4 separate regions of the Homo sapiens genome follow, and all the other regions are linked to region 1. The links are chromatin loops, found by intact Hi-C in ENCODE. Cell type or tissue: Caco-2. All regions are shown on one strand.

Evidence for each region. Peaks named below come from ENCODE experiments on the same cell type or tissue, not always from the same donor. Only the 100,000 strongest peaks of a DNase experiment are listed, where the experiment ranks them.
Region 2: a loop joins it to region 1, with 4 times the contacts of the local background. A loop is called at or near these places in 2 of 110 quality-filtered maps.
Region 3: a loop joins it to region 1, with 6 times the contacts of the local background. A loop is called at or near these places in 42 of 110 quality-filtered maps.
Region 4: a loop joins it to region 1, with 3 times the contacts of the local background. A loop is called at or near these places in 22 of 110 quality-filtered maps.

The regions. Positions count from the first base shown.
Region 1 is chr4:52,981,412-52,986,411 of GRCh38, reverse strand. All of the region lies in intron 5 of SCFD2 (sec1 family domain containing 2), which reads left to right. Among named protein-coding and RNA genes, the nearest start is that of SCFD2-AS1, 57 kb to the right of the region's middle. In Caco-2, CTCF peaks have their summits at 2,656 (motif pointing right) and 3,635 (motif pointing right); no DNase peak of the experiment used is centred here.
Region 2 is chr4:52,748,569-52,753,568 of GRCh38, reverse strand. It overlaps ERVMER34-1 (endogenous retrovirus group MER34 member 1, envelope), which reads left to right and starts at 2,144. Exons shown (of 3, transcript NM_001242690.2): 1 at 2,144-2,226; 2 at 2,500-2,639. LOC107986281 (a long non-coding RNA gene) reads right to left here and starts at 2,602. Exons shown (of 2, transcript XR_001741691.2): 1 at 2,146-2,602; 2 at 12-1,535. In Caco-2, no CTCF peak of the experiment used is centred here; DNase peaks (open chromatin) are centred at 1,908 and 2,678; H3K4me3 peaks cover 1,990 bases.
Region 3 is chr4:52,720,359-52,725,358 of GRCh38, reverse strand. It overlaps DANCR (differentiation antagonizing non-protein coding RNA), which reads right to left. Exons shown (of 5, transcript NR_145129.1): 5 at 4,662-5,000. Among named protein-coding and RNA genes, the nearest start is that of SNORA26, 9.6 kb to the right of the region's middle. RefSeq lists an enhancer at 2,537-2,836 and silencers at 2,997-3,046, 3,227-3,366. In Caco-2, no CTCF peak of the experiment used is centred here; a DNase peak (open chromatin) is centred at 2,958; H3K4me3 peaks cover 1,392 bases.
Region 4 is chr4:52,911,535-52,916,534 of GRCh38, reverse strand. All of the region lies in intron 6 of SCFD2 (sec1 family domain containing 2), which reads left to right. Among named protein-coding and RNA genes, the nearest start is that of SCFD2-AS1, 13 kb to the left of the region's middle. RefSeq lists an enhancer at 4,513-4,602. In Caco-2, a CTCF peak has its summit at 4,668 (motif pointing left); DNase peaks (open chromatin) are centred at 2,044, 2,339 and 4,634.

The sequences.
Region 1 (5,000 bases):
TTGCTGAGAGAATACTTATTGACTTCTATCACAAGCTCAGAGTAATTTTGAACTTGCACCGTCATTATTAGCCACAAACGTTGCAGAATTAGATTCTTATCATTGAGCTTTCCCTTAATACCCAAAGTGGAGGATACAAGTTTTAAAATCTTACATATACTCGATGACTATTAAAAAAAAAACTTTACCCTTTTTTCCCCTCTAAATTGCTCAGGGAACGGGCAGAGGGAAGAAAGGTGGGGAGGTAATTCTCACGGGGCAAAGAGGCTCAGCTCTGGAGGGAAGAGGTGGAAGCCAGCCTCCAGCCCCAGGCACCTACCAAAGCCAGGGAGCCGGTTAACATGAGATCTGCTTGACTGCGACGTCACAGGGGGACAGGTGCAAAAACAGAATATGTAAAGGAATTGTATGCTAATTCTGTCCTCTCAGTGTCTTCGAAGAAATTATTTCCTGGCGATTTGTTCAGCACTTAAAAAAAAATGTCCATATACCCGCACCTCACCAATCTACCCATTCTCTTTGGTGTTTTTCTTATCTGATTGGAAATTTCCTAGTACATGTAGGGCTTTGTTCTAAGAATAGGTGAACACAGCTGGAATTGCAGTGTCATCTGTTGCATATTTGGAGAGACTTTCAAAAAAACTTGACCTTAACCTGCTAACTTCAACCCAGAATTCCAGACAGATATTTGGACCTTCTAAAATCATAAACATTTGATATTTATATTCCTGGACTAATTTTTTAAGCAAAAAATTTGCATCTGGCCTTTTGCAATCTTCCAAAGGAAGTTTTTCAGATACGTCTGGGGGTGTGATTTCTTAATAGAATAAAACTGCCATGGTTTTATAATATGCTGCTATATGGTGCTAGAAACCTCTCCAAAACACCCTCAAATTTATCAACACCAAAATCCCCAAAGATACAAAGATGATATTAGCATTTTATTATAAATGCATTTGGGATCCTCAATAACTTGAAAGCCTTCTATTTTAGCATTAGAATGAAACATAATGCTAATTAATAAATAAGGAGCTAAGCATGGTGCCAAATGAAATAAATATTTACTGGAAATAACCAAAATGACTTCACTGCAGCAGAAAGGTCCTAAAACTGTACTCAGAAGAATGCTGGCTGTTTCTGTGTTTTCACTAACACATGCTGAATACCATGTCCCACTCTTCATACCTGGGAGGGAGCAGGGCAAGGATGACCCTTACTGCGAAGGAGCAGTCACACAGTCAAACAGTATTAAATAAGTATTTTATGATCAATACCCTTAAAACCCCAAGAGAAATTTTAAAACTTAAATTGTCTGAAGCTTAGCTGTACAGCTCCCAATTAAATGAGCGAACTGTGTTTTTAAATACCCATGTCCTACTCAAAATTCCCCATAGCTTTTCTTTTAAAAGCTATAAAATGTGTTACTGGTGACAGAATTCAGCTTAATAAGTTTCAGTAGGTTTTGATAGTTCATTCACACTTTAGCTTATAAAAAGTGTAGGCAAGTAAGCAAAATCATTTTTCCTGTCTCCTGCATTATTGGAAAAGGTACAGAATCCAGCTGCATTTCATTAAAGTTGTTTTGGAAAGTTGAAGACAGCCCATGAGGAAAAGAGGACTCAAAATTAAATACTTGGAACCTGAGGTTAAACATTGCACATGGCTTTATGTGCCTCTCTCCCCTTATATTTGGATGACAAATGACTTCAGGCCTCTGCCGACCTAAGGATTTGTCGTTGATGATTCAACAAGAAGAACTACTTAGACTTGTTTAGGATTCATGGTGAACAGGCAGTTTCCCATTCATTCTATTATATAATGGTCACTCTTAGGTCACATATACACCAAAGGGGCCCTGGCTTCAGAGGAACTTAAACCTTTGTAAGCTCTTTTATGAGTCTAGTCCTATTGGAAAGCATTTGATTCCACTGTCAGTCACCTTGTGACTCTTTTGTTTCCCTGATAAATAATTAAAAGTGGGTTGGATCCTCATAGCAGTGTTGATAGAACACCCTTGACAATGATGGCTTTGTGGCACAGTGTTGAGGTCTTTATTTTATAGAGCAGCAGAAAAAGTTCCTATTAAAGACAACACTCAAATTCTTCACTTTGTTATGTCAGTGATTTTAATATTGTAAATGTTCAACTTCAACCCTTTTGTTTCACTATGAATATATCCAATATAGCCTCCAGAGTTTTACAAAAGGTGCCCTTGGAGTAACTCACCCACTGGGGTTATATTTACCACCCTAGTGGCTTCCTGTTTGGGAACCTGGCAGGGGCAATGAGTAGGCTTGAGATGCTTTTTGAACAATCCACCATTCTCTTACATTCTCCTTCATGTACACAGGTACTCCAACTGCTTTGCAGAGAAGTGGTAAACTAATAACCCTATTTACTCAGTCAAAAACTATGTGGGAGTCAATATTTGGGGTGAGGCTTTCTCTTCAGAAAAGAAATGTTTGGCAAAACAGCCTAAATTCTCCAGGATAGAAGAGATTGATGGAGCATCTATCTTAAGAAGGGTGTAGGCAAGGATACTAGGTTAACTCCTAAAACAAATATAAATGTTTCTTTTCCATATTCCAGGTAATGAAACCAACACGAGAAAGGAGAGGGTTTGTCACTCTAGTTCCTCTTGATTCTTTCCAGCAGAGGGCACCATTTTCATTATCTAGATGGGTTTCACAGTTTTAGACATGGGAATTGTTAGGTTCTATAAATTAGAATAGGCAAATTACTGAAGAGGGCCTGGAAACTGAGCTCTCAGCTCCTGGAACTGGGAACAGACCACTTTATTCTGTAGATAAAGAAAAATAGCACTTGTCTAGAAAATGTAGGCTGTTCAAGCAGTTTATTTATTTATTTTTTATTTAAGTATATTGTAAGACCCACTACAACAAGCAGCTTAATTTAGATCTTGGTATTTGAGATAAATCCCCACTAAACTAAGGTAAATACATCTCCTTTGAACATTTGTGCATACATATATACACACGCAATTACAGCTTTTAAATTATTTTGACTGCTTTAAAATGTGGCTTTCCTTCTCTTGGAAACACTTAACACAAGAGTCATAAATATCACCACAATTCTCTGCTGTACTGTGATGTTTAGTTGTATCCGTCCTTAAAATCTTATTCTATGGGTGTTGGAAATGACAAATATATACATTGAACGCTGAATTTGGTTTTATCAGATCTGGTACTCTCATGTGGCTAGGCAAAGAGTTATCGTGCCCCTCTGTTCCTTTATTTGTGCACTTTGTAGATTATGTTATCTGGCAAGCATCCAGGTCTATTGTGAAGGCACTGAAACAATACCTTGTATAGGTTGAACCATAACACTGTCAAAAGCCAGCACAACAAACCAAGGGACCAAGTAGTTCACATTGGAACTCAATAAAAATAACCTCTCTGAGAGGTTAGAGAATCATGATTGTAAATAATGCCCACTGGAAATCCATGAGAATGGATTTTCTGAAAATATTTACTGCTCCAGGTGGATTATTATTTTGACTACTTATGGCATGTACATCTCCCAAAATAAATTGGGATGAAGTATAGATAAAGGTTTTTATTTCTTCCCCAGTGGATTGCTACATGTGCAAACTTAAAGGTCTGCTGAGTAATTATGGACACTAGAGAGCAGTAGAGGAGTGTCTGAGCACATAGCTGGTAGAAAATCAACATGCTTCAAAACAGTATCAGGCATATTCTCTTAAGGTGATATTCAGTTTCCACTGACAGTGGAAGACAATTTGAACTATCTTATAAATGAATCAATTTTTAGAGATTGGATAAATAACATCCAAACAATAAGCTATCAATAGGAATGCTAGTATTTATACTGATAAGTAGTTTATTATAAGTCAAAACTGCTTACTTTGGAGTAGAAAAATTTGGTAACAAATTCTGCATAAGATTTAGGTCATCAGTAATAGCTGTAATTCAAAGCAGATCTCTGACTACTTATGTAGAAGAGTCATCAAAATCAGTGTGATTTCAATGAATGCCTATTTATACCCAACATTCAAGACATCTGCATCAATTTACCAATAAATGTGTCTACCATTCATTATGCAGTCAAACTAGCCCGTGTACAAACTACATCACAATTCTGATCTGTTTCCCCTTGGCCATAGTAACTCTACTCGGGTGATGGAGAGAGTTACAGTGAAAATAACCACCACCATTATGCTTATGCTGTGACAGACACCATGCAGTGCAGCCTCCATTGTATGGCTTCCACTTCTAGCCTCCCATAACCACATGTCCAAAGTCAGAATCTTGGTTCCTTGTTCTTATATCTTTCCAGCTTATAAACAGTACCATTATCCACCCACACCAGAAACATAAGAGTCATCCTTGATCCATTCCTCTTCCTTACTGTCCGTAAGTCCTCTTGATTCTAATTCTAAAATACATCTCAAATCCATTTCCTTCTTTCCAGTTCCACTGTCACATTCTCACCTGGGCCCCCATCATCACATGTCTGCACACTGTAAGAACCTCCAGCTGGTCTTTCTCCTCCCAACAGTAGTAGTGTATTTATATTTGATAACACAGACCAGATCCTAGCATTTCCCTGTGTGACATCCTTCAACTGCTGCCCATTCATCTTGGAATATAATGTAAACCCCTGGTAGTGGCTCTCTAAGCCCTGACCGTCTCTCCTGGCTCACCCTGTACCCCTTCCAAATTCTTTTTGACTCGGGGCCTTCCTGTGTGGTGTTGCCCCTGCCTGAAAGCTGTGTGATTTCAGGAAGTCACTTAACCTTCTGGGCCTTGATTTTCTCCTCTAAAATAAGGACCTTGATCCTTTCTAGCAATGACCTTCCTGTTTTCTTAGAAAAAAAAATAGCAGTTCTCTTGAATTTATCTTCTAATAACCCTCTACTCAGCACTGACCCTGACATAATATGAAAGGTTAGCCACAGGCCCATTGGAAAATATTTTCCAAGTATAGTATAGAACTATAAAATGCTTTGAAACTGAGAC
Region 2 (5,000 bases), 230 kb after region 1:
GCTCCCAAGAATTGAGTATATCTTTCATTTTATTTCACAATCACTATTCTCCTCATCTCTGGCCTTACTCAATCTTACAGTGAAAAACATAGACACTGTACTAGGTAAAAGTAGCTTGGGGTAAAATAAAATGTGAATTTAATAGGTAGAGAAAGGGAGAAGGAGAAAAAGTCAAGTTACTTAAACATAGAAATGGGTTGGTGACCAGTGTTATGAATGTAAAAGTGTCTAAAGACATATGCAGAAAGGATTCTTCTAAGAGTATTGCTTTCTTTTGCGTAGTTGAGAATAATGTTATTTCAGTGGATGGATATGTTCATCACACTGTAATGCATGTAAAAACAACGTGTAAAGAAACATCAATAAAAGGACATCTCAAAGAGTGCTACTTGGAAAAAAAAAGAAAAAAGAAAAAGATATGGGGTAGTGAGTCAACATTAGCAAGGGGTAGTATAAACAGTGTTTAAACCCATGTCTTGAGCCAGGCAAAAGAGCAAGTGACAGAGAGAGGACCTCAATGAAGAAAGAGGAGACAAAAAATAATGGCCTGGGGAGAGCTTAGACCCGTGGGGCTGGCAGAGCCCAGACCAGAGGCGTGGGAGCCGCGCTGCTGGTGCTGGGGGTGCTCCAGCCGGCAGAACAGTGGGAAGGGAAAAGCAGTGGGCCCATTTAGAGGTTGAAAGAGGCAGGGACTGAGAAGCTCCAGGGTTTGAGGACCACTCCCCCATCCATACAACAGTTAGTATCCCAACTGCGGACCATATGTCCCACGCCCCAGAGCGATGGCCCTTGTGGTTTTTTTTTTGTTTGTTTGTTTGTTTGTTTGTTTTTGAGACAGAGTTTGGCTCTTGTTGCCCGCTGGAGTGCAATAGCGCAGTCTCGGTTCACCGCAACCTCTGCCTCAAGCGATTTTCCTGCTTCAGCCTCCCAAGTAGCTGGCATTACAGGCATGCGCCACTATAACCGGTTAATTGTGTATTTTTAGTATAGACGGGGTTTCTCCATGTTGGTCAGGCTGGTCTCGAACTCCCGATCTCAGATGATCTGCCCGCCTCGGCCTCCCAAAGTGCTGGGATTACAGGAGTGAGCCACCGCGCCCGGCCGCCCCTTGTCTCTTTAGGTCTCTTCTGCTTTATCAAACATGGACACAAAAAGGGTGCTCCTCAGGCGTACAGGCGCCGCCAACCAGCCACTGCTTCTGGTAAAGAGTCTTTCATCGCATTTAGTCATTTCTACAGTAAAACGTATTTTCCAAAGAGTACAGAACACCAGTCATGATGAGTTTTGTTTCTTTGTTTCTTAGAATCAGGGGTTTCATTCGTCCACAGAGAAAGATGATTTCCTATTTTTGTATTTTCAAGTTGTAACACATGTTTTTTCCCTTAGCTCTTATAACGTTAATATTTTTATATTTCATTATGGGTTTTTATTCTTCATTAAAAATGTCAGTCCAAGGGAGGCCTTTGTTTCGTCCATTTAAGGATTAGAAGATTGCCTGGCACAGAGTACACACCTGATGAAGGCGTGCTGAATACCTAAGTGAATAAAAACGCGGCATAAATAGCAGCTCAGGGCTCTAGGCGGTCGCGTGACTGAGAGCCTAGGCGCCAAGGGGAGGAGAGGGTAATCGCGAAGTCTCCCCAGGGGAGAAACCGAGGGGCTGAGAGAACCAGATCGACGAGGGCCAAGGCCCAGCAGGATGCCTGAAGAAGCCGATTCTCCTGCCCAGGGTACCTGAGGTTCGAAGGATGCTTCGTGCAGGCTCGCCTTGTGTCTCACCCGCCAGACCTAGGAAGCCAGACCTAGGCAGGCAGTGGACACAGGTGGCCAATGGCTGGGCCCGTCCAGCCCCCGTCCTGCCCTCGTCCCGAAGTTTCCTGGGATTGGCTGCCTGCCCCGCGGCCCTCCTCCCAGCCCCGCCCTCGCCCAGAGTCTTCCCTGCGCCGAAAGCGCAGGTATGTTCCTAGTCTTGAGCGGGAGAAAATCACCCAGCTCGGAGCACCTGGCCAGTGGGACCGGTGGGTTCCTGGTGCCTGAATCCGGCTGTCCGCTCTGCGGTGCCCCGCCCCGCCCCAACCCAGGATCTTCCCAGCCCCGCTCCGCCCCAACCCAGGATCTTCCCAGCCCTCGTGTGTCCCCGCTCACTTCAGTTCCCGCCGCGAGCCTTCTTCTTGGTCTTCTGGCCTGGCGGCGATCGTCGGCCAGTTTATCCCTCGGAGTTGCACTGTGAGTGCGTTTCTGCCCTTTGGTCTCCGGCGGGGAGGGCTCCCAGGCAGGGTCTGGGCTCGCCCCGTGTCCCCTCGAGCTTTGCCCGCCCCGAGCTCCTCTGCTGCCCGCGGCCAGAACGGAGGGGTAAAGCAGCCCTCGGCGGCCCAGGGGGCGGACGGCCGTGCCCGTCCCAGGGCCGCGCGAGGCACAGGCGCTGCGTCCTGCGGAGCCGCTGGGAGAATCCCGGGGCAGGTCCCGGCGCGGTAACAAGTTTGCGCTTTGCCTCCCTAGGGCAGACACGCCGCTACTTTGTAGCGGGTTTCGGGCGGGCCACGCGTGCGGCGACAGGAACCCAACCCCGGCCGACCTTGGGCTCCAGGAATTCGTTGTCTACGTCTGCGGAGGTGCGGCAGCCTCAGTTTTAAGCGCAGGTATGTTCCTACCCTTGAGCGGGAGGAAATTACCCAGCCCTGAGCACGTGGCCAGTGGGACCGGAGGGTTCCTGGTGTCTGAATCCTGCTCGCTTAACAGGAAGGCAATAGAGGCTGTGCTCTGAACCTTTCCCTCACGATGATCTTCTGCCTGTTGACCATCCTGGTGTCTTTCCCATGTGGCCCTGTATGGTTGGCATGGTTCCTGTCTTTAGGACTTGTGAGTATAACGCTTTATTTTTTCCTGAGCTTCTCCTATGTCTCCCCTTTGTGAGCACAGTGGCCAAAGAAGTCCATTTGGTCCCATGTCTAATCCATCGCATAACTGCTTGGCCCCCTTTGGTAGCCATGTCTGTTTTAGGTTGTGGGGCATTTGCCCGACAATGAACGTGAGTCAGAGATAAGAGGAGGGTCGCAAGCTGGGTGGAGGAGAGACAGGGAGTCCATTTTTGCCTGCCCATTTAGCAGCTTTCTCAGCCCTACAATTCCATAAAGATACTCTATCAGTTTCCTAAGTGTTGCGCAATGAACAATAATAATTTATGTAGGAAAATAAATAGACTGTAATAGGATAACAATTATATGCCCATTGGTGATGGGAGTATATGCTGAGGTCGAGAATCTATGGGGGGGTAGGGCGCAGTGGCTCACTCCGGTGATCCCATCACTTTGGGAGGCCGAGGTGGGCGGATTGCCTGAGGTCAGGAGTTCGAGACCTACCTGGCCAACATGGTGAAACCCCATCTCTACTAAAAATTCAAAAATTAGCCAGGCGTGGTGGTGCATGCCTGTAATTCCAGCTAGCCGGGAGGCTGAGGCAGGAGAATTGCTTGAACCTGGGATGTAGAGGTTGTGGTGAGCGGAGATCGCACCACTGCACTCCAGCCCGAGCAACAGAGTGAGATTCCATCTCAATTAATAATAATAATAAGAAGAATTCCGTCTCAAATCATCATCATCATCATCTATGGGGTTTCCAAACTGCCAAGGACATGGCAGAGTCCCAGGGTATACCTAGTCAGTGTAAGTAGTGTACGTTTTCTCTTTCACCAGTGTACAAGCTCACTATGTCATAGCTGGTTATTATCTTTCTGAGAATTTTGTTTATAAGAGTTGTCACAGGATAGAGTAAGTCTGTTTTTGTTTGTTTGTTTAAGACAGAGCCTCGCTCTGTTGCCCAGGCTGCCATCTCGGCTCACTGCAACCTCCACCTCCTGGGTTCAAGTGATCCCCCGAGTAGCTGGGAAGACATGCACAAGCCACCACGCTGGCTAATTTTTGTATTTTTTAGTAGAGATGGGATTTCACCATGTTGGCCAGGCTGGTCTCAAACTCCTGACGTCAGGTGATCTGCCCTACCTCGGCCTCCCAAAGTGCTGGGATTACAGGTGTGAGCCACCACACCCGGCCCAGAGTAAGTGTGGATGGCTCAAGGAGTATCTTAAGAGGTCTTCTTGTGGTTTAGAAGCCAACTCTGTGACTGTAAGGCAATCATGTGATGTGGAGTGGGGTTCTCCATCAGGGAGAGGTACAGGTTTAGAGCATTACAGAGTTGCAAGATGAGGAGGGGTTGGTCTGTCAAGTAGAAAGGCACTCTTTTATGGAACTGTAAGAGTTGACACAGAATGGGAAACAAAGGTAAATAAGAGAACCTATTGTAAGGTTAATGGCTTTGTCAATTAGGATGGCAGCTGAGGTCACTACATAGGCATAGGAGCATGCCTGATACCACGGGATCCAACTGACATGAAAAATATGCTATGAGGCCGGGCATGGTGGCTCACACCTATAATACTAGCACTTTGGGATGCCAAGATGAGAGGATCACTTGAGCTTAGAAGTTTGAGACCACCCTGGGCAACATGGCCAGACCTTGTCCCTATTAAAAATAATTTTTTTTAAAAAAGGAAGCCAGGTATGGTGGTGCATGCCTGTAGTCCCAGCTACAGGGGAGACTGAGGTGGGAGGATCTCTTGAGCCCAGGTGTTCGATGCTGCAGTGAGCCATGCTTGCACCACTGCATTCCAGCTTGGGCAACAGAGTGAGACCCTGTTTCTAAGGAAAAAAAAGAAAAAAAAATATGCTATGCAACTTACCTGAGAGGAAGAAAGTTGTCCTAGAATACCTACAGCTATCTCATTGTTTTCACAGCAATATACACGGAAAGGCTTGTCAAAACTGAGTAAATAAAAACAGGTGTGTGGGGTGGTTAATGCTAATTTCAATATCTCAGTGAAGGTTTCTGTGGTTATGCCTGGGAGAGCATGTAGAGGTTAGGCAAAGGCAGCACAACTGGGAATCCATTGGTAGCAACAGCCAGCTGCTAAGTGTGCACACCTGCCTTCGAGATCAGGAGGAACG
Region 3 (5,000 bases), 260 kb after region 1:
GGAGGTGATGGATTAGGTTCATGGCATAGATTGTGCTGATGGTTTTAAGGGTGTACACTTATCTCCAAACTTATGAAGTTGTGTACATTGAATATGTATAGCTTTTTAGCATGCCAATCATACTTCAATAAAGTCATTTTTAAAAATCTTCTTACAATGGATAAACAAGCTGTGATATATTCATCCAATGGAATAGTACTCAGAAATAAGGAGGAATAAGTTATTGACACATGCAACAATATGAATAAATCTCAAACACAGCATGCTGAGTGCAAGAAGCCTTATACAGAAGAACATACTGTATGATTCCAGTTATATGGTCTTCTGAAACAGGCAAATCTAATCTACAGTGAGGAAAAAAATTAGAACATTGGTTGTCCCTGGGAAAGTGGAAATGGTAGGGAGCATGAAGGACTTTCCGGGGTGATAGTATGTTCTATACTTGATAGAAGTTTGGGTTATACAAATGAATGCATTTGTCAAAACTCAGCAAATATATACACTAAAGATTTGTGCATTTCATTTCATGTAAATTTTACATCAAAAGAAACCTGAAGTATTAAATTCTAGTTAATGATATACATGCTGAAATATTAATATTTAAATGGCCAAATATGTATTGCTGTTTGCAATTTACTTTGAAATGCAACAACATTAAGATAGATACAGGTAAATGTAGAAATATCCTAAAGTGAGTGTTATATAATGTTAATGGTAGAATAATCTATGTGGTAAGTTTACAGACGCTATTGTAAAACTCTTTAAACTTTGCTAAATATTTGAAATTTTTCATAATCAAATGTTAGGAAAATACAAATTTAAAAGACACTAAAAATGGGCACAGATTTTAACAGACACTTCATGAAGTTATTTCTTAATAGCCAATAAAGAGATGAAAAGGTGCTCAACTTCATTAATCATCAGGGAGCTGCAAATCAAAATCACCTGAAGCACAATTATCACCCACCAAAATGGCTAAAATGAAAAAAGATGGAAAATACCAAGTGTTGATGAGAATGTGGAACAACTGGAATACTCATATGTTGCTGATAAGTGTAAATTGGCTCAAACACTTTGAAAAACTGTTTTAAAATATTTAATATCTACTAAATTTGAACATGGTATATAACCTATGATCCAATAATTCCATTTGTAGGTATACACCGAACAGAAATGCAATCATCTTTTATCATGTTCATCAGAAGACGTTTATTACAATGTTCATAGCAGCAATATTTTTAATAGTTCCAAAATGTAGACTACTCCAATGCCTATCAACAATTGGTTGAATACATAAATTGTGGTATATTCACAAAATGGACTGCACTGCAGCATTCTCATGAGCAAACTGTGACTATACTCAAAATATGGATGAACCTCATGACCATCATAGTGAGTTAAAGAAACCAGACACAAAAAATCACATGTATATAATGCACAAACACAAGGATACTGCTCTATGCTGTTAGAAGTCAGGCTAGCGGTTACCTTTGGGTGAAAAGGAGTGGTTAGCTACCGGAAGGAAATACTTCTGGTGTACTGTTTCTTTCTTTCTTTCCTTTCTTTCCCTTCTTTTCTTTCCTTTCTTTCTCTTCGTTTCTTTCCCCTCCCTCCGTCCCTCCCTCCCTCCCTCCCTTCCTTCCTTCCTTCCCTCCCTTTCTTCCTTCCCTTTCTCTCTCTCTTTCTTTCTATTTCTTTTTTTCTTTTTTTTAATGTAGTATAGCTCTGTCACCCAGGCTGGAGTGCAGTGGCATGATCTCGCTCACTGCAACCTCCACCTCCCGGGTTCAAGCGATTCCCCTGCCTCAGCCTCCGGAGTAGCTAGGATTACAGACGTGTGCCACCACACCCAGCTAATTTTTGTATTTTTAGTAGAGACAGGGTTTCACCATGTAGGCCAGGCTGGTCTCAAACTCCTGACCTCAAGCGATCTGCCCACCTCGGCCTCCCAAAGTGCTGGGATTACAGGCATGAACCACCACGCCCCGCCATGTTCTGTTTCTTAAATTAGTTGTTGGTGGCAGGACTGTGATTAGTTTGTGAAATTTCAGCCGAATGTGCATTTTTGTGTACTCATCTGTGGTCATGTTATATTTCAATAAAAAGCAGTCTCTGCCAGAACCTACAGGCAATGAGGTGCCACAGAAGGAGTTGACATTTGAGAGGCTTGAGAAGGGTTTAAGAGACACAATCAGATTTGCATTAGGAAGATTAATCTTTGGCTTTGGAGGATGACCGGGAAAGGAGTTGGGAGCTATTTGTAGAACTAATCCAGGCAAGCAATTATGAAGGTCTGAATTAGAGCAAGGGAATAGGAATGAGGACAGGATACAGCTGATATTTAGGAAGTAAACATGACAGGACGTGAGCCGATCACTAAATCCTCCTGCTCATGTTTCCTTGCTTGAAAAATAAGGAATAACAGTACCTACTTCATTGGGACTAGTTTGATGATTTAATGAGGGGGAGTGGTTTTAGATTTATAAAATATATATATGCTTATTGTATACCATACCTAGACATAAGGTATTAATATTAGAAAGCTCTAAGAGAAATATCTTGATTTTGGCATTGTCCCTGCGACGCTGCCTTCTCCCTGCCTAGGATGGATCAGCGTGGGACACAGGGTAGAAGGCAGAGGTACAGAATACCACAGGACATGTCAGAACGTGGGCGTGAAACGGGCCCAAGGGACCACGGGTGAAGGTCTAGGACTCTTCCAGCAGCCTGAGCGCCAGCAGAAGGAACCAAAACTAACCCAGGCGTTTCCTCTCCTCCTCCCCAGCCTTTCGGCCGAGAAGCAGACCGGCGGAACGCGACGGGGATTCAGGCCTAGGGGTGGGCTTGAGGCCGGAAAAATGGCCAATGGAACGAGAGCTTCTCCGTGCTTAGCCAATTGCATGACCCCCCCCCCAGGACCGCCCCCATCCGGTGATTGGCAGACACGTCTCCCAGTGTTGTCGCGGCCTGCTAAGGCTCTCAGAACTCCCGCGAGGGTGCGGGTCTTCCTCCAGCGCTGGGCTACTTGGTCCCGCCCCTCAAGGTATTTCTGCTCCTTGTGTGCCAGGGACCCCGGTAGTCCTGCTCCTGCTCTGGACCTGGAGCCAGGAGGTGGCTGGGAGGTGGGCGCGGTGAGGAGGTCTGAGCAGCCGCAGGCTCTGGGCCGCTTCGCCTCGAATCCGGGACCCGCGGGACCCGCAGGACCCGTAGTGCCTGGGGCCGAGGTGGGCGCGGCCCGGGCTCTCATGCTTTCCCTCACGCGCACCTGCCTTTTCCGCGGGGCCCGGGGCGGCTCCCCTGCCAGTTGGCGGGAGTAACCCGTAGTAGTAAAGCGCGACTGGATTAGGCCCTGTGTATTGAAGGGTTTGCGATCTTGAAAGGAACATTTGCATTAAAAACAGTGGGCAAACTTGTTTGTGGTCCTGTTGGTAACACACTTTTAGGGGGTGCAGTACAGTATGTTACCATACTTGGGGGATTAGCCGCCGTAGTTAAATGGTGGGTTCCTGTTGTTCCCAGCCCATTTCTAGCTAATTTAAAGAGAGTTTAAATAGGATAAGGTCCCGTTTACATCTTCCAGTGCCTAATACAAATATTTTAAGCAGCCCTATCAGCCTCCCCAAAAGGTAAAGGAGATTCCCCCAGTAAAGGCACATGACACTATGTATTGAATTCTTTTTTTTTTTTTTAAGACGGTGTCGCTCTGTCGCCCAGGCTGGAGTGCAGTGGCGCGATCTCGGCTCACTGCAACCTCTACCTCCCGAGTTCAAGCGATCATCCCACCTCAGCCTCCCAAGTAGCTGGGATTACAGGCGCCAGCCACCACGCCCGGCTAATTTTTGTATATTTTGTAGAGACGGGGTTTCACCATGTTGGCCAGGCTGGTCTTGAACTCCTGACCTCAGGTGATCCGCCGGAATCGGCCTCCCAAAGTGCTGGGATTACAGGTGTGAGCTACCACGCCCGGCCTGTATTGATTTCTTGAATTTAGCAAACACCACAAAATTATCTTAAAGTAGCCTGTACTTAATACCATAAGAAAGACCAGCCTGAGTCTGTTTTCCCTGAAAGCAAAGCACTGAAAAAATCGTGCAATCGGGAAGAGAATACAAAATACTGTAGATACCTGAGTCTTCAGTGTACAGCCAAGTGGCAATATACATGTTATTAGGATGTATTTTTAAGTCTTAGGTTCTTTCGGGGTGGGACAGTGCCGACTAATAATTAAAGTATTTCATATATCATTTTCCTATTAATTGGACAAGAAAAAGCTGATTTATTTTCGACCCTTTTGTAGGTGGGAAAATAGCAGGCTAAGATGATATAGCACTGAAATCTTTATCAGCTTCTCCAAAGATTATTTGTACTCATCTGTTGAAATATTTACCAATTTTTCTTTGTGTAGTTTGTGAAATTGCTGGAATAGGTTATGTTTCAGCTGGCTACAACAGAGCTTTTAAGGTTGCCAACTAACTTTCTTAGATGTGAATAGAGTTATTCTTTTGTTGACCTAAAAATTGTTGACTGTTAGAGCAAAGAATTCATATTAAATTTTGTGTAAAGTTAAATATGTCAGTGAGACACCTGAAATAGACTATTTTGGTATATTGCATTTGAACCTCCCTATCAATAGCAATCAAAAAACCATAATTCCAATCTGGCTATTTCTGAATATACAGCCAAGACAAGTGGCAATTAGAACTGTTAAAAGTAGTTTCTGGCTGGGTCCAGTGGCTCACCCCTGTAATCCCAGAACTTTGGGAGGCTGAGGCAGGAGGATCACTTGAGCCCGTGAGTTCAAGACAGGCCTGGGCAACATAGGGAGACCCCCCCACCTCTATAAAAAACAACAATAACAAAATTAGCCAGGTCTGGTGGTACACACCTGTGGTCCCACCTACTCAGGAGGCTGAGGTGGGAGGATCGCTTGAGCCTAGGGTACCAAGGCCGCAGTGAACTATGATTGTTCCACTATACTCCATCCAGCCTGGGTGACAGAG
Region 4 (5,000 bases), 70 kb after region 1:
TGGCGCAATCTCGGCTCACTGCAACCTCTGCCTCCCAGGTTCAAGCGATTCTCATGCCTCAGCCTCCCAAATAGCTGGGACTACAGGCGCGCGCCATCATGCCCAGCTACATTGTTTTTGTATTTTTAGTAGAGACAGGGTTTCGCCATGTTGGCGAGGCTGGTCTTGAACTCCTGACCTCAGGTGATCTGCCCACCTCGGCCTCCCAAAATGCTGGGATTACAGGCATGAGCTACTGCGCCCGGCCGCAGAAAGTCTTCTTACCCTTCCGTTTCTTACTGCAAATGCTCAGTTTAGTGAGAAGCTTAATCTCCCCACTAAATGCCACAGTGTCTGATGTGATGCCATTCCTCAACTGTGACACCAGGAGGATATTAGGCAGATGTCTCAGGGCAGGGAGCTTATACGGGGCTTTCAGACAAAATACTGTATGGCTCTCGCATGGCTTGCCTTGGCATGCATCTTGAAGAGCAGGGCTGAGCTGCAAAAAACCTTCCACAGACACATACTGTACTTTGTGCCTCTGGCATGTTGAACAAGAGCATTTTGAACCAGCAGTGCCTGAGGAGGCTTGATTCATCTTGTGCCCAGTGAAATGTGGCTCTCTGAACAGGCTTTAGGCCTGGCCTCTTTTGTCAACAGTGCCCAGCCCTGGCCTCCAGTTGTTCTTTTCCAAGTGCTAAGTTCTATTGCTCCTCCTGATTCTTTCTAACAGAACTGCTAGCATCTTTTCTGAAGGAATCAGCATGGGGTAGGACTAAATTGAGGGCCAGGAAACTTGGCTCTGTCCTGAGTCTACTTCTAATTGGCTGTGTGAACTCAAGCAAACATGTTAATGTGTTTGGGCTTCACCTTCCTCATATTGAATTGAAGGGGCTATACTCAAATTTTTAAAAACTAATCTGCTTCTGGATTGAAGCCTGGGTGGGTGGATGGATGGATGGATGGATGAACAGACAGACAAATGAACCATTTTTAAATCTACAAATAAATTGTTTCCTTTAAGAAGATGAAAGGAGAAAAAACAGTCATCTTATAGCAAAAAATAAAAATAAATGAGCCATGGATTAGTCAAAGCCATGAGCAATTTTGAACAGATGTTTTTCTGTGCTGTCTTGGGTTGAAACAAAATGAATACCCTCCCAGTAAGCCTGGTTTTTCTGAGAGGCTGGTTGTTCAGAGTCAATTTTGCAGAAAAGGGAGAAGCAGACATCTTCACTATCAGAACTGAGCCCCCAGCTATGCCAACAGTAACAGCAAAAACAAGGTCAGCAGCCCCAGCTGATGGAGATGTGACTGTGGCCACAACTGGGTTTTCTTGGAAACTGCTATCCTAAGTCATTTTTAAGGTGCACCAAATTCAAGATGTTGTAGTTACACTGGTTTCTCAAGATTGTATCTGACTTACTATATATTATGTCAGGAACTGCTGCTATACTCACTGCTTTTCCTGAAGAGCTAACATTCAAGTCAACAAAAGAATCTTCCAGACCCACCACACAGTATGTTCACCCCAAAAGAATAACCAGAGACATTGACACAGTATTTTAGTTATCATATTTTACTTAAATGTGGTATTTTTTTAAGGATTCATTTCTTGAAACTTCAGCTATTCCATGTGTATCAGCCATCAAGGGGTCTCTTTAAGCTCTACCAAGCTATCAGGCCAGCCTCATGAGGCTCTCATACAGGGCCACGATATGACCTTCATGGGCCCCTTTTTTTGTAAAAATAAAAAATAGTAAAAAGCATATGGTACAATTGCACTGGTGTAAAAATAAATATATCAATATTACATATGAAAACATCACTTTCACCTTAAAGTATTTTTTCTTCTGATTTAAAAAAATGTATTTTCATGGGCCCTCAAAAGGAATGTGGGCCCAAGGCACTGTATGTTTGTATCTAACAAATAAGTCAGCTCTGTGGTCATGGCTCCCACTTGACACAAGTGTGCCCGAGACAGGAAAGTAGCTCCCCATCAGGGGAGCATAAGGCATTTTTCTTCCTTGGAGTAGTCCCTATGACCATCCATGAAGCTTGAAGCAGTCCACGCAGCTACTGAGGAGCTACTTGGACTGGTTTCAAGGTGACAGCTCAGGAGTGAGAGAGCTAGATTCACATGGGATGAATACACCAGTCCCCTGGCTTAAAAACCTCATATCCTGTAGGAGCTAATTCCTCTGTAAGAACTCCACAGACATAGCTTCCAGCACTCCTCCAAGGGACAAGTCCAGTTATTATTCAAGAATCATTATACTCAGAGAAGCCCAAAGCTCTGGCTTTCTATCAAATTTTTATAGTTCTTTCAGTTTAATGCAGTTTACCAACCAGCGGTCATTTTTGTCATAAGCAATCTTGCCTGGCTGCATAGTTTGACATTCTTCCTTTATCAGGTTTCCAGGGAAACAGAGATAAAAAGTTAACCAAAGGTTAAATTCTTATGCAGAAGGGAAAAGGGTTTAATAATCTTTTACCTACAACCTGCAGCTTGCCAGTTGTTAAGGAAATATTTACATTAATGTTCCAATCAAAACTTAACAGTGTGTCTATGGCAGAGACCATCCTGTGTATTCCCAAAACTCCATTGCCTTTTCTTCTGTAGCAAACAGTTAGACTCCTTTTTCCAGGTTCCTTTGTAGAATTGTGACTAGTTATGGCCAATGAACTGCGGTGGAAGTGATACATATCACTTTAGGGCTGGACCCATAAAGTCTCTGGAAATCCTTCATACTCTCTCTCTCATTCATCATCTGCTGATGAGAGGTAAAGTCTTCAGTGTAGGATTCTAATGCTCTAGGGAATGGTGTAGCACAGTGGTGCCCACCTTTTTGTCACCAGGGACCTCTTTTGTGGAAGGCACCAGGCGGTGCAGGGTGGGGCGGTGTGGTTTCAGGATGATTCAAGCACATTGCATTTATTGTGCACTTTAATTTCTATTATTACATTGTGATATATAATGAAATAATTATATAACTCACCATAATATGGAATCAGTGGGAGAGGTAAGCTTGTTTTCCTGAAACTAGACAGTCCTGTCTACGGGTGATGGGAGACAGAGACAGTGACAGGCCATCAGACATTAGATTTTCATAAGGAGCATGCAACCTAGAACCCTCACATGCGCAGTTCACAATAGGGTTTGTGATCCTAGGAGAATCTAAAGCCATCACTGATCTGACAGGAGGCGGAACTCAGGCGGTAATGCAAGTGGTGGGAAGCAACTGTAAATACTGATGAAGCTTCACTCATTCACTCACTGCTCACCTCCTGCTGTGTGGCCCGGTTCCTAACAGGCCACGAACCAGTAGCGGTCCATGGCCTGGGGTTGGGGATCCCTGGTGTAGCAGGAACCTGGGTCCCTGAATGATTGGGCAGGGCACAGATCTCCTATTGCCAGCCCACATTGGATATCCAGAGATATAAGGAATAAATAAATGACCAGCAAGAAAAGGAAAGAACAAATTTTTCTGAGTTTTTAATTCCTCTCCCAATCTCCCAAAAAGGTGAACTGGCAGAGAGTGTTTGATTAGGAAAACTAAATTACTATGGTTTACCCTCTTAATATGGAGACAAACTATATGGCTAATCTCTCCTCTGGCCCTTCCTAGCATGCGAGAGAATCTTTGAGTAGGGCACCAGAGAAATCACATCTGTCTCCACTATCACCACCTTCTACAGGGTCCTTTGCTGAGAAGTGAGTCATTCCTGGCTGAGTAGAAAATTTCATGCAAGTCAGAGGGTTCCCATCTAAGAAGTCATTGCCAAGCAGTTCATTCTAACCAGATTTCAGTGACATGATTTAGGGCACAAAATGGTCCAAACTAAGAGGCTGAGAGACAGAAACCAAAGGTTCTCCTCATTAAAACTTAACTGGAAATTTTTTTTATTAAGAAGGCACAAGTACTGTTTCGTGCCTGAGAAAGTCTTTACCAAATTGTGCTCTCTGAATACACAATGTAATCCAGTTGTTCTGTACTTAGTTCTTTCAGTAGAAAATTTAGAGGGTTTTTTTTTTCCCCATATTCCCATTCAAGTAGGAAAACCTATCAACTTCTCTATGAATTAATATTTACATCGTTTACTATGCTTTTGGTTACAATTAAAAATAGATAAAGAAAAAAGTTCTAAAAAGCTTAAACAAGAAAGGTAATTTTTTTCTGCCTTTCTAGCCCCTGATTCTTGCCCCTCTCCTTTTTTCCCATTTTATGTCTTTTTTAAAAATCTTAATGCTTTTAGATAAAATATTAAACCAGAGTGTCCCTCTCATCCTCTACTGCATTGTTTTAGTGGAATAAATGTATTTTAGAATAAATTTTTATAATGTTCATTATCTCATCTTTTCTGTTAATATCTGTACCTGTTTTTGTCAGTGTTCAAGATTTGTCATGTTTTGTTTTGTTTGTAGACTTACTCAGCTTCTGTTACTATTATAGCATTATGCATACTGATTGTTTACTAAATAAAATGCCACTTTGAGCTTGAAAAAAAAAGAAAGGTAATTTATTAAATCCTATGACTTAAAAGTCTAGAGGAGGGGCAGCTTCAAGTGGTGAGAGGCCATCGCCAGGGTGATGGTGGCAGGAATTGCAAATAAACAGGAGAAGCAAGTTCCTGCCTGTTCTTCCTGCCTTCTGGTCTCCCTCGAGTGCCCCCTATCGGCAGAGTCTAACAGACCTAGCTGGCAAAGCACAGAAGTGGTTTTCAGAGTCTCAGCCCAGCATCACAGAACTGAGTCTAGAAGAGAGGGTTTGGAATTGAGAGACAATAGCTTGATAACTATCACATTTTCATAGAAAATGTTATTTCAAAATTGTTGTTATATGAAAAGATAATCAGAGAGAATGCAACCAAAAAATGTAAGAAATGAATATCAAAGAGGTAGGTCAGGCAATTAATAAAAGCATTTATGTTCTTTTCCTGGATTATGTGATGTGTTTGCTGTTACTTTTCTGTATTTTAAATCATAGTTTCTTTTCTCCTGCTATATAAATGTGCAC